2 separate regions of the Homo sapiens genome follow, and region 2 is linked to region 1. A link is a contact called in ENCODE Hi-C or POLR2A ChIA-PET data. All regions are on one chromosome and are shown on one strand. Each heading gives the region's core, a stretch centred on a gene start or an enhancer-like site at or near the end of the contact. The rest is flanking DNA. Distances are from core to core; before and after follow the strand shown.

Evidence for each region. A loop is a pair of places that touch in the nucleus more often than their neighbours do. ChIA-PET counts read pairs that join two places held with the same protein, here RNA polymerase II (POLR2A).
Region 2: a map of heart left ventricle shows a loop between it and region 1 (2.0-fold over the local background). The contact joins the enhancer-like site here to the promoter of CCN1 in region 1. A Hi-C loop is called at or near these places in 3 of 168 maps with a recorded cell type or tissue (HepG2, PC-3 and heart left ventricle) and 1 of 37 single-sample maps with no recorded cell type. POLR2A ChIA-PET finds 5 or more read pairs at or near these places in 10 of 52 experiments (BJ, H1, HEK293T and 5 more).

Annotation. Positions count from the first base shown.
Region 1 is chr1:85,577,422-85,583,206 of GRCh38, reverse strand. It overlaps CCN1 (cellular communication network factor 1), which reads right to left and starts at 2,446. Exons shown (of 5, transcript NM_001554.5): 1 at 2,160-2,446; 2 at 1,629-1,842; 3 at 923-1,279; 4 at 583-791; 5 at 1-467. The coding sequence starts at 2,222. The coding sequence ends at 165. It also overlaps a transcript of DDAH1 not described here. RefSeq lists enhancers at 788-1,309, 2,576-2,625, 2,356-2,878, 5,278-5,337 and silencers at 1,726-1,775, 1,786-1,835, 1,846-1,905, 2,336-2,465.
Region 2 is chr1:85,654,433-85,660,217 of GRCh38, reverse strand. It overlaps ZNHIT6 (zinc finger HIT-type containing 6), which reads left to right. Exons shown (of 10, transcript NM_017953.4): 9 at 2,247-2,371. Among named protein-coding and RNA genes, the nearest start is that of ZNHIT6, 51 kb to the left of the region's middle. Within about 2 kb of position 3,136, at least 2 of the 41 ENCODE cell types and tissues checked have a DNase peak (open chromatin) inside an H3K27ac peak, as active enhancers do; they include PC-3 and Panc1, where a contact is called at or near this core.

The DNA of each region.
Region 1 (5,785 bases), core at 1,197-3,696:
TTGGCAGTTTCGAAATACCTTAATGCTCCTCAAGAATGAGCAAGGCTTCCTTTCTACAATGAGTCCCATCACCCACACCACCCCCGCCCATTTTCTCCATGATTCTGATTCTGACACTCTTCTCCCTTGTTTGTCTAGGTGTGCCCTGGAAACCCAGGTAGCATTTAGTCCCTAAATTTGTGAATGTCATTGAACAGCCTGTAGAAGGGAAACGCTGCTTCATTGGCATGCGGGCAGTTGTAGTTGCATTTGCAGGACTGGATCATCATGACGTTCTTGGAAAATGTCTCCCCATCTTCGCAGCGGAACCGCATCTTCACAGTCCTGGTCAGCTGGGGCGTGCAGCATCGGCCGTCCACGCAGGAACCGCAGTACTTGGGCCGGTATTTCTTCACACTCAAACATCCAGCGTAAGTAAACCTGACTGGTTCGGGGGATTTCTTGGTCTTGCTGCATTTCTTGCCCTTCTGTAAGAGAAAGGAGAGAAGGAAAGTTAGGGGTGATATTTCTCTTTCTTCAAAAAGATGTTCACATCCCACCCACCTGCCAGGCAACAGTCTACACGTCCCTGAAGGAACTTACTTTCAGGCTGCTGTACACTGGCTGTCCACAAGGCCGCACCTCACAAATCCGGGTTTCTTTCACAAGGCGGCACTCAGGGTTGTCATTGGTAACTCGTGTGGAGATACCAGTTCCACAGGTCTTTGAGCACTGGGACCATGAAGTTGTTTGAACAATACATTTCTGGCCTTGTAAAGGGTTGTATAGGATGCGAGGCTCCATTCCAAAAACTAGAGACATATAAGAGGGAAGACTTCTCAGAGGCATACCGACACAAACAGGCTCAAGCACTCATTTCTACAAAGATTTAGACCAGAAATGCATCTCAGTACAGTGTCTGAAGTGCTCAGTCTCCACTTACCAGGGAGCCGCTTCAGTGAGCTGCCTTTTCCAACTGCAATCAATTCATTGTTTCTCGTCAACTCCACCTCGGAGGCATCGAATCCCAGCTCCTTGCCAAGGAGGCCGTCCTGGTCCTCCATGGGGTCCTTGATACTATCCTCGTCACAGACCCACTCCTCGCAGCACTGCCCGGTAACTTTGACCAGCCGAGGGTTGGGACAGCCCAAGTTGGGGAGAGATAGTTCTTGGGGACACAGAGGAATGCAGCCCACGGCGCCATCAATACATGTGCACTGATGTTTACAGTTGGGCTGGAAACTTTCCCCGTTTTGGTAGATTCTGGAGTTATATTCACAGGGTCTGCCCTCTGACTGAGCTGCAAAGATCACCAAAAGAGAAAGGTAGAAGGGGATAAAGTTAAGATTCCAAACCACCGCCTGAAACTCATACATATTTTCTGCTGTTAAATTCAATTTATGGTAAAGTTCCCTACAATTCCCCGGAGACTCCAGACCAGAACAATAAGTTAGTCAGGAATCACTTTTCCGTATGCGCTTTCGTTGGGCCCAGACACACTGAATTGCATTCCAGACTGCTGAAATCATGTGCCTTTCTGCCAAGCTACCAACAACAAAGCATCACCATACATGGTCTCAGAATTACTAAACTTCTGGACTATGGGGACTAGTATTTTTTTTAAAGGGGCCAAACCACAAGCATCTTACCTCTGCAGATCCCCTTCAGAGCGGTGGAGCTGGCGCCGAAGTTGCATTCCAGCCCCTTGGTGTGGTCGCAGGGCTGCGTTTTGCTGCAGTCCTCGTTGAGCTGCTTGGCGCAGACCTTACAGCAGCCGCAGCCGTCCCGGACCAGCCCGACTCCCGGCGCGCACTTGGGCGCCTCCAGGGGGCAGTGGCAGGCAGCGGGGCAGGTGGAGAGCGCCTGGAAGGGGGAGAAGATACGCGTGAGACTCGGCGCGGTGCGCAGGAGGGGCGCCGCGGCTGCCGCAGTGAGGGACGGGGGTCTCCGACCCTATCGACGGGGAGCCTCTGATCTCGTCCAGCCCGGCCACCTCGGAAGGCTGCTCCCACCAAGAGGTCCCGACACGTCTTCGGGGGGAGGGGGAGAGTGCTTAAAGAAACGGCTACCCGCAAACGATCGCGAACTTTTTAACTTTTCCTGCCGTGGGCAATCTGGGACCAGGGGAAGGGGCTGGAGAGCGGACGGGGAATAGGTGGCAAAAGGAGAGTCCAACTCACCAGCCTGGTCAAGTGGAGAAGGGTGACGACTAAGGCGAGCGCCCTGGCGATGCGGGAGCTCATTGTGGCGCGCAGGAGTAGCCCGGGGCGAGCGCGGCGACGAAGACGCCAACAAGCTGGTGTGCAGCGGACAGGCCGTGCGCAGCGGGGTCGGGGTGGCGGCGCGGTGGGCCCGGTGGGCAGGGAGGCGAGGGCTGGGCGGCGGGCGGGCGTCTTTCGCTCGAGGTCCCGGCGGAGAAGGCGCGGAGGGCGCGGGCGCTGCTCGGGGGCGCTCTCGCTCGCGGTCTGCCCAGGCGCCCCGGAGCCCGCCTTTTATACGGGCCGGCGGAGGCGCCGCGTGTTGCAGTGACGTCGGCTCTGTCTGCGCGTTCCAGAATTCTCAAACATCTCAGGAATGCTGGTTGGCGCGGGCTGCTGCCAAGCGCCTCCCCTGGCTCCATTGCACCTTTGTGTGTGTGTGTGTGTGTGTGTGTGTGTGTGTGTGTGTGTGTGTGTGTGTGTGTCTGTGTGTGTGTCTGTCTCCCAGACCCGTCAAGAAAACAGTTCGGGGGGTGTGTGTGTGTGTGTGTGTGTGTGTGTGTGTGTCCCAGACCCGTCAAGAAAACAGTTCGTTTTTTCCACCTTAAATTACGACTTATGTTGGGAAGGGTTCTTTGGGGCGTGATGGTGGTGATGGTAGTTGGAGGGTCGTGAGGGGCGAGGGGGGCCAGTTCAGAACTTTGCCTGGACTGGGTGGGTGGGAGGACCTGAGAGGGAGGAACAAAAGTCGTTTTGTTTGGTGATGCGAGTTGACCGGGCAGCCACTGAAGCCCTCACCCGGGAAGGCAGTGAGCTGTTTGCTTTTTTACAGCGAAGGTGAGAGGCAAGTTATCTGTTGAAAGAGTAGAACGGGGAAGAGGAGTGTGTCTCTGAGTCAGGAATATTTGTGGACTTCAAAGAGGCGTGTTCGGAACAAGTCCCAAAGCTTTGGCATGATGTTTATTAGCAAAGTTCAGTGAATTGCAAATTAATACCCACAGTGGCATTTATGAATGAAAAGGCGGGGGGGGGGTGGGGCGGGGGGAAACTTGCCCATCGTCTGGCAAATTCCCAGGCAGAGGTCTCCCCCACTCCTCCAGCCCTTCCCTCTTTTGGGTATGTTGTACTTGTTTGTTTTTGGAGGTTCCCACTTTAGTTCCAGCCCACTGCCTGGGTTGGAAGTCCGAGAGGAAACGAACGCGGGGAGTTCTCCGGGAGGCTGACTTATACTTCCTCACGGATGCAGGAGACGGGGTAAGCCCTTCCCGCCTCCCTCCGCGGGCAGGAGGCTATGCTAACCAAGCAGCCAGCCAGAAGTGCAGGAGACCACCGTGGAGTGGCCTGAAATCATCACCTGCAAAGACCGCAAGGCCAAACCAGATTCCAGGACCATTGTGCCCTATGAATCTCTGGGAAAAGCAGACTCCTTCAAGCTGGACATTTTGTGGGGTTTTTAACTCCTTTCCTAGGGACCACTGGAAGCCTCCCATTTTAAATGAATTGCAATGCCCTTCTCTCCAAGTACAGAAAAGAGATTTAGGATGTAATATTTTGCAGTAAAAATGTCAGCAGATTTTAAGATCCCGTTCTACTTGCAACACACTCAGTAGAAGACCCCACCACAAGACAATTTACTTGAACATCACCAATACCATTAGTGTGATTGATAAACTTTCCCTGCAAGTTTCAAAAACTTTTTGCATAATTTTAATAAAAATTATCATGTAAGACTCATATGCTCTAGGATAACTACTTATCCTTTTTAATGTTTAAGGCTATTCAGACTTCATAATTTAGCAGTCTTGCTTGAAAAGGCCCTTAGTGCTAATGCTGACTTTCCTGATAAGCACAATGAGAATCTGTCAGGATGAAAACACACTCCAGTGAAGAGAATTCTTGCAGGAAGGAGTTCAGTTTCATTCATTCCAAAGTGCCCTTTCATAAATGGAAGCAGCATTTGCTAGAGGGAGTGGGATCTCTAAAGCTCTGTTAGAGGGTTAGGGGTGGGAGACTTTTCAAGACAATGGATTGTCAGGTGTTATGCAAATACAGTGAGGAAAGTGTGGGCCCAACACGTACACAGGTTAATACATCAATTATTATTTACAAAACACTGTTTTTCCTGCCTTATCATTTCATTATTGTTTCCTTCTTAATGAAGTGACGGGGGGCGGGAGGGGGGAGGAGGGGTGCAGGGACAGTACTGGTTGAACTAGAGAGAGAATGGAGAGGAGGGTTCCTGGCTTCTGTTGTGGCGTCTTTTCTATTTGACTTCATGGTTGTAAGTATTTCCAGATGGTGAATCAGACACCAGACGTAACAATATTTCCATATTTGGGTATAGCAGTAGCCTGCGTTTTTAACATTTTTCTGCCTCTGTTATCCAACCACAAAGCATTCTTGACAGCTTCAAATGTTGTTAAATATAGATTTAACTTCTCTTCCCAGAGCAGGAAATTCTTTGGAATTCCTTGTTTTTCACGCAATCTGTCCATCATGATTTAAAATAAAAGCACAGTGGATCATCCAACTGGCCGTATATACCTTAATTGGAGGTTGGGGATGGGGGACGGCAGAGATCCAGTCTGCCGCACTGCGTTCAAACACACGCCATTCCAGAGATTCCTTTAAAATCACATTAAAGTTTTTTTAACAAGGGTGTGTGGGTTTGTTTCTGGACTTCAACTGGGGAATCTTGAGGATGAGTTTGCCCCAGAAGAGAAATTTAGAGAACCTTACCGTCAGCTGCCCATTTAAAGCAGGGGGTGTGTTGTGGGATGGGGGTGGGAAGCTGGAGCAACAGGGCCAGGAGGTGTGGGAGCGGGAGACACTAGAGTAACCTATGTGCACAGCCTCTCCATATACCATGTGCTGTTGCGCCTGCTAGTAATCGACGACATTAGGCAAGAGAAACAGCGGCTCCTCAAGTCCTGCCCAAAGACCGTCCAGAAACCCCAGCCTCCCGTCGCCTTCTCGCCGCCTCCGCTGGGAGCCGCAGATCAGTCCAAGTTGACGGACAGGAGGCGAAATGTGCAAATGTTTATGGGTAAGTGTTGCTTCGGGTGCTAATTCTGTATGGCTCTTTTGCTAGTTTCTCCTTCACCCTCCCCATACGGGTGCCCCAGGAGGAAATAACGGACTGCCTTGTTTCCTTGGGCTGCCTTGGATTGCAATCCACGGAGAAGGGGCTACTTGTCTTCTGCAGCTCCTGGCTTCGGGCTGAGAGATGGGGACGTCTCTCAACCGCTGCTGCCAGGGAATTTTAGGTTACCTAATGAAGGGCTCACTGTCTGGCGGCAACCGAGAATAATAACGGTAAATCTGGCGACTCCAGTTTCCTAGCCCTAGGAAGGCTCTCAGACTAGCGTGCATCCGAGTCGCCTGGAGGGCTAGTTAATGAATGGTTCTCTGGGTTCCCACCCCAGAGTTTCTGATTAGTTACATTTCTAACAAGTCCCCAGGTGATGTTGATGCTGCTGGTCCGGAGATCACACCCTGAGCACCACTGCCCTGGACGACCGGAGTGCCTGTAGTAGGGGTGTGTGTGTGTGTCTTCATAGATCCTCGGCTGCACACCCAACCTCACAACTCCACTCTTCAAAGCCACC
Region 2 (5,785 bases), core at 1,887-4,386, 76 kb before region 1:
AATTTAGTTATCACCATTTTATATTTTACTTTGTAAGTTAATCTTTTACTTGGGTATCTGATATAATCTCATTTTTCTTTTTTATATAATTGCTACTAACTTTGAAAAAAACACTGCTTATTTCAAAGAGAAATAATGTTTAAAAGATGTGAAGCATTTAATCCTTGAATGCTGGAAACACTTTTAAAGTATTGTAAGTACATCTGTATTACATTACACACAGGGAAAAGAATGTATGAATTCTATGATCTGTGGGCACTAAGGTGGCTGGTTTAGAAAAACAGTATTTTGCATTTCAAGTTTCTTTTCAACATAAAGAATATTCTGCAATTTTAAAAAGAATAATTCCAGGCTGGGGTGTGTGGTCAGGGAAGCATAAGTAAAGTTTTGGTTTTACAGTTGTTCTCTAACTTTAGTAAGCTTGGCTCTGCATTTTGTTAAGCACTTTTATATTTTTCCTGATTTGAAAACGATTGCGTGAGACAAACTCAGAACATGGAGAAATCACTACATCACATTTCTTAATGAGTGTCCTGCATGTCTTACTCAGCTATGATTATGGTGCAGATAATTTTTTACTAATTAAGAAATACCAAAGTTTGTGAATGATTTACTCTTAAAATTACAGCAAATTTAAATGTATCCCAATGATAACCTCACTCTTGATCACTTGTGTTCCAGTGTGCTTTTTTGAGCAGGAGATAAAAGGATGGAGTTACAGCCATTAGGCTGGATCTCATGAGATATGTGTTTTGCATGTGAATATCACCTGTCATTGGTAGAGATGAATAAAAATGCTGGAGAACTTCTGCACTAGACTGGTTGACATGTTCTCAGCTTTTTCTTCTTTGACATGAAATGACATTAACATGCCAACATATTCTCATATGTACCCGCTAGTGAGCTAGCTAGAATTCCACCCCTTTCACTCCCACCCCAGAAAGCAAGCAAGAATGAATGTTCTGGGGATGCATTTTCAGCCACCTCAGACTTATTTTTTTAAAGTAATGATTTGAGAATTTCATGCTTTAATGACCATTAGCATCTAATTACCTGTGACACATTTGGCAGCTATGTCACGATAAACTCTGTATTTCTTAAATTTTACATGGCAATATAAATTTCTGGAAACCAGTTATAATTAGAATAATTGACTTTTTTCCAAAAGCCAATTTTGTAACCAGTTATTTTATTGCCATGTTACTAGAAATTGTCATAAGGTGATTGGTTGTCTTTAAGGCTCAAAATAAATATATTTGAGGAATTCAAATAGTTAGCTCATCATTCTTTTATTCAAGAAAAATAACAACATAAATATTATTATTATTTTATTTTTTTATTTTTTTGAGGCAGAGTTTCACTCTTCTTGCCCAGGCTGGAGTGCAGTGGCACGATCTTGGCTTACTGCAGCCTCCGCCTCCTGGATTCAAGCGATTCTCCCACCTCAGCCTCCCGAGTAGCTGTGATTACAGGCATGTGCCACCATGCCGAGCTAATTTTGTATTTTTAGTAGAGATGGGGATTCTCCATGTTGGTCACGCTGGTCTCAAACTCCCAACCTCAGGTGATCCACCCACCTTGACCTCCCAAAGTGCTGGGATTACAGGTGTGAGCCACCGTGCCCGGCCAACATAAATATTATATAAGAGTCTTTAACTATTTCTTGGTATGAAAATTGATAACTTGTAGGCTGGTCATGGTGGCTCACGCCTGTAATCCCAGCACTTTGGGAGGCCAAGGCAGGCAGATTACGAGGTCAGGAGATCGAGACCATCCTAGCTAACACTGTGAAACCCCGTCTCTACTAAAAATACAAAAAAAATTAGCCAGGCATGGTGGCACGCACCTATAGTCCCAGCTACTTGGGAGGCTGAGGCAGGAGAATCGCTTGAGCCTGGGAGATGGAGGTTGCAGTGAGCCGAGATTGTGCCACTGCACTCCAGCCTGGGCAACAAAGCGAGACTCCATATCAAAAAAAGAAAAAGAAAATTAGTAACTTGTTTTAGAGCTTTCCTAATGTCAGAATATTTGATTTTTTTTTATTTAGTTTTAGAACCTCTATAATAATAGCTCTTGTACCTGCCTTTCTTAGAAGGTATTAAACTTACTATGCTATAAGGAAGTAACTACTGAATTGTCATCACCTTTAAAAAATTTTTAATGTAAAATACTCTCATATATTTATCTATTAGTAATTTTGAATATTAAGAGTGTTTCCTGGTTTTTTGTTTTTTTTTATTAATAAGATATTATGAACTAGATCCTTATAAAAGTCTCCTAGACAATTTGAGGAACAAAGTGATCATTGAGTATCCAACATTACATGTGGTATTGAAAGGATCCAATAATGACATGAAAGTTCTTCACCAAGGTAAGTGTAAATTTGTTTCTGTAATGCTTAGAATAGCTTTAGAGAAACCAAAGCAAAATATGTCCACCCTTATTTCTTTATATGTGTTTTCCCACTATATTTACACACTTACAGGATCTACTGTATAGCTAGTTAATGTGAAGAACCAGGTAAATGCAATGCTGCTACTCTTCTGTTTCTAAGAGCGTATAATCTTATAAAACCAATTTTAAGTGAATAAATCAAATTGAATGGCTATAAAAGGACTTTTTTTTAGCATGGGGTTCTATGTATTTTTTTGTCTTTTTTTAAGCTAATAGTCTTTAAGTAACTGTCCATGATCACGTACATTTACTCCATAGTTAAGACTTTAGACATTTCTAAAATGAGGGATTACAAAACATTTTTAGTTGACAATGAAAATGTTGAATGGTTAAAAAAAAAAAAAAAAAGCCTAGTATCCTACCTTATAGAAGGAGAAAATGTTGCAAGGAACATTATATTTAAAAATTTGGCAGCATTTAGAATAAGTTAATGCCATTGCCTTTACCCTTTATCTCCTTTTCTAAACCCACTGGTTTTATTTTCTCTGATTTTGTTTCTCTGATTTTGTGATATAGGGAAGTACTAGAACTGGAAAAAATGTACATAAAAGTTTAGTACATAAAATGACTCATCTATATTTGTAACTACTGATTAAAGTAAACTAACTGTGCTTCTGAATGCAAGATTTTAGAGGATGAGTAAAATTTAGTCACTACCTTTAAGAAGTGAGGAAGATTACCCACCTTAATCCAAAACTATTACATAGCACTTTCAACGAAAAGAATTACAGATACAGGCCAGGTTTTGTTGTAACAAACTCCAGAGGAGCATAGAATCTTTGTCTTGGATTGATACTATTTTTTAAGTAGTATTTGAAATGGGTAGTTTAAGTTTTATTGTTATACCAGCATTACAGGCTGTAAGATGCAGTAACCTATATTGTAAGGTATTCTCTGTTGTGCGTAGTGTTTTTTCTTTGCAAAAATTAATAGAAAAAAATTGTTTTCCAAAGTGGCCAAAATTGTATCAGTGCTACAACTTGAAACCAGATTTTAGTTAGCAAACATGATGTTTCTAATAATAAATTATGGGCCTCTAAATCTTATTTTTATTCTTGACATTAATATTTTTCACAATTTGAGAATTTTTTTCTCAGAATAAATTAGGAATTTTAGTTTTAAATGGCCAGTTTCACTTTGTTTAAGCTTTGTATTATGTTGCTTTTTTCTTAATAAATTCACAGTGCTCTCTCAAATGTTGGTTTTGGGAAAAGTTGTTTAGTAATGTAGGTTAGTAGCTAGGGCAAACATCTTCTGTATAAATAAACAGCACACACAGCTCTCCTTTCACCTTGTTTAGGAATGTACATTCAAGTAAGGCTTCCTGTAATGAAGCAATAAGAAAAGACTACTTTACTAGCGTACTGGGAGCCTTATTGAGTAAAATTTGCTATTTTTCTGGTGGATATATGATGTTTGACTTATTTACAGGAACACAAATGACTCATGCTTTTAGTACAGAGGATTATTTAGAACTGTGTTAGCAAAGAACTAAAAGTATCTGACAGGATTTTAAAACCATACCAGTTTTGTCACATCGTAAGTACACACACCTTAAAAGTAATGCCCAGGTCTTCCTGTACATGCATTTCTTTCTGTAAGTACTTCAAGGTGTCTGTTTCTTTATACATTCTCACAGCATCAGATATTTTGCAGGGTGATACCTTGATGAGGGAAGGGGATTATGTAAGAAGAGGGCATTTTCTTTGGAAAGCCTTGAAATTCCTTCCCTCTCTGGAGGTAAAAAAGTTGGATTTTGATCCTGAGTTTATAGTACAAGTTGTCTCTTTCCTAATTTGGGGGTACATGTGTTTCTGGTCTGGGATTCAGTAGTTCCCACACCTGATGGTTGTTCTAATATTTGTTATGATTGTAGATTGCCATAATTATTTGAGTCTGCCTATATTAATCAGCAGTAGCCAAGATTTTGTTTGTTTGTTGCTTTTCAGTAATGGAAAAGGTTAACTGGAAAAGATAGAGCTATTTAGATACTCCACTAGATTGGAGATGCTAAGTGCTGATTACCTACCTTATATCAGTCCAGTGGGAAGTGCTCAGAATGGTGTAACTTGCTTCACAGGCTGTTATTAGACTAGCAGATTTAGATGAGGGAGAAAAGCATGCTGCATTTCAATCTAAGGAAAAAAGAATGGAACCCTATTCAAAGAAGAAAACTGGGCACCTTCAATAGGCAAAGAAAGGGGAAAATGTCCCATACTGCTAAAAATCTTTATTAATTTAGAAATGTCAGCAAAATAAACTTTTTGATGTTCTAGTGTAACTCAAGATTAGAAAATGCCTCAGCCTTTAGAGAAGGAATCCAACCCAAAATTGATTACTGGAATTAGTGAAAATACCTGGCATAGCAGCTACTCATATATCAGTCTCTTATTGGGCCAGTAAATCTTTCATCCATTCTCCCTCGCTCACCTTTCCTCATTCTTCCTTACTTCTCTTTTCTTTCTTTTCCTTTTGCAGGGAGAGAGAGGAGGATTTTTGGCACTGGAACACGCATGTAAAACTTATTATACAATAGATGCTAAAATAGAGTTTACCTGAAGTACAGAGACAGCCAGAGAAGGAAAAAAACTTTTAATATCATGGAGGCACTGGATGGACTGCTAAAGTTCATAAAATTTCACAAAGATTGGGATGATATCTTGGATGGAACTTATTTCAGTGCCTTACTCTTAGAAAGGGCTCAGTAAACACCATTGTGGTTGCTGGTACAATCTGAAGTCTAGGTACAACAGCAAACCCCAGGGAACTTGTCAGTTGGAATATGAGGCAGTTCCAGGTGTGTGCTTCTAGCATCAGCTTTTATAAGCTGTGGTCCCTTGAGCATTTGCTCTGCCTCTCTGAGCTTTATTTTTCTTATCTACTCAGTGGAGATAACAGCTATAAGCCTCAAAATAACCTATATTTTAGCATGACAATTTTTAAAGAGTTACTACCTATTATTTCCTTTTAGCTTCACAAGACCATGAAATAGAACACTTACTCCGGTTCCCATTTTGCAGATTTAGGGAAAAAACACTAAAAGGCAGAATGATTTGCAGTTACATTGATTCAGCAAACATACTCTAAATTGTGAGGATAGATACAGAGAAGAAAGGTCGAGTTTCTGTCCTCCAGGAACTCTCAGTTTAGTGAGTGAGTCATAGTTAGTCTTGCTTGCTCTAAGCAAGACAGGGGTGTCAGAGGAGCTCCATTTCTATTCTTCTTTCCTGTGAAAGGAAGGAGATGGCGATTAGCTAGTCTTCTGTCACTCCACATTCACTCAACATATACTGACCCTCAATTAAGTTTAAAAAAAAATCATGGAAAAAAT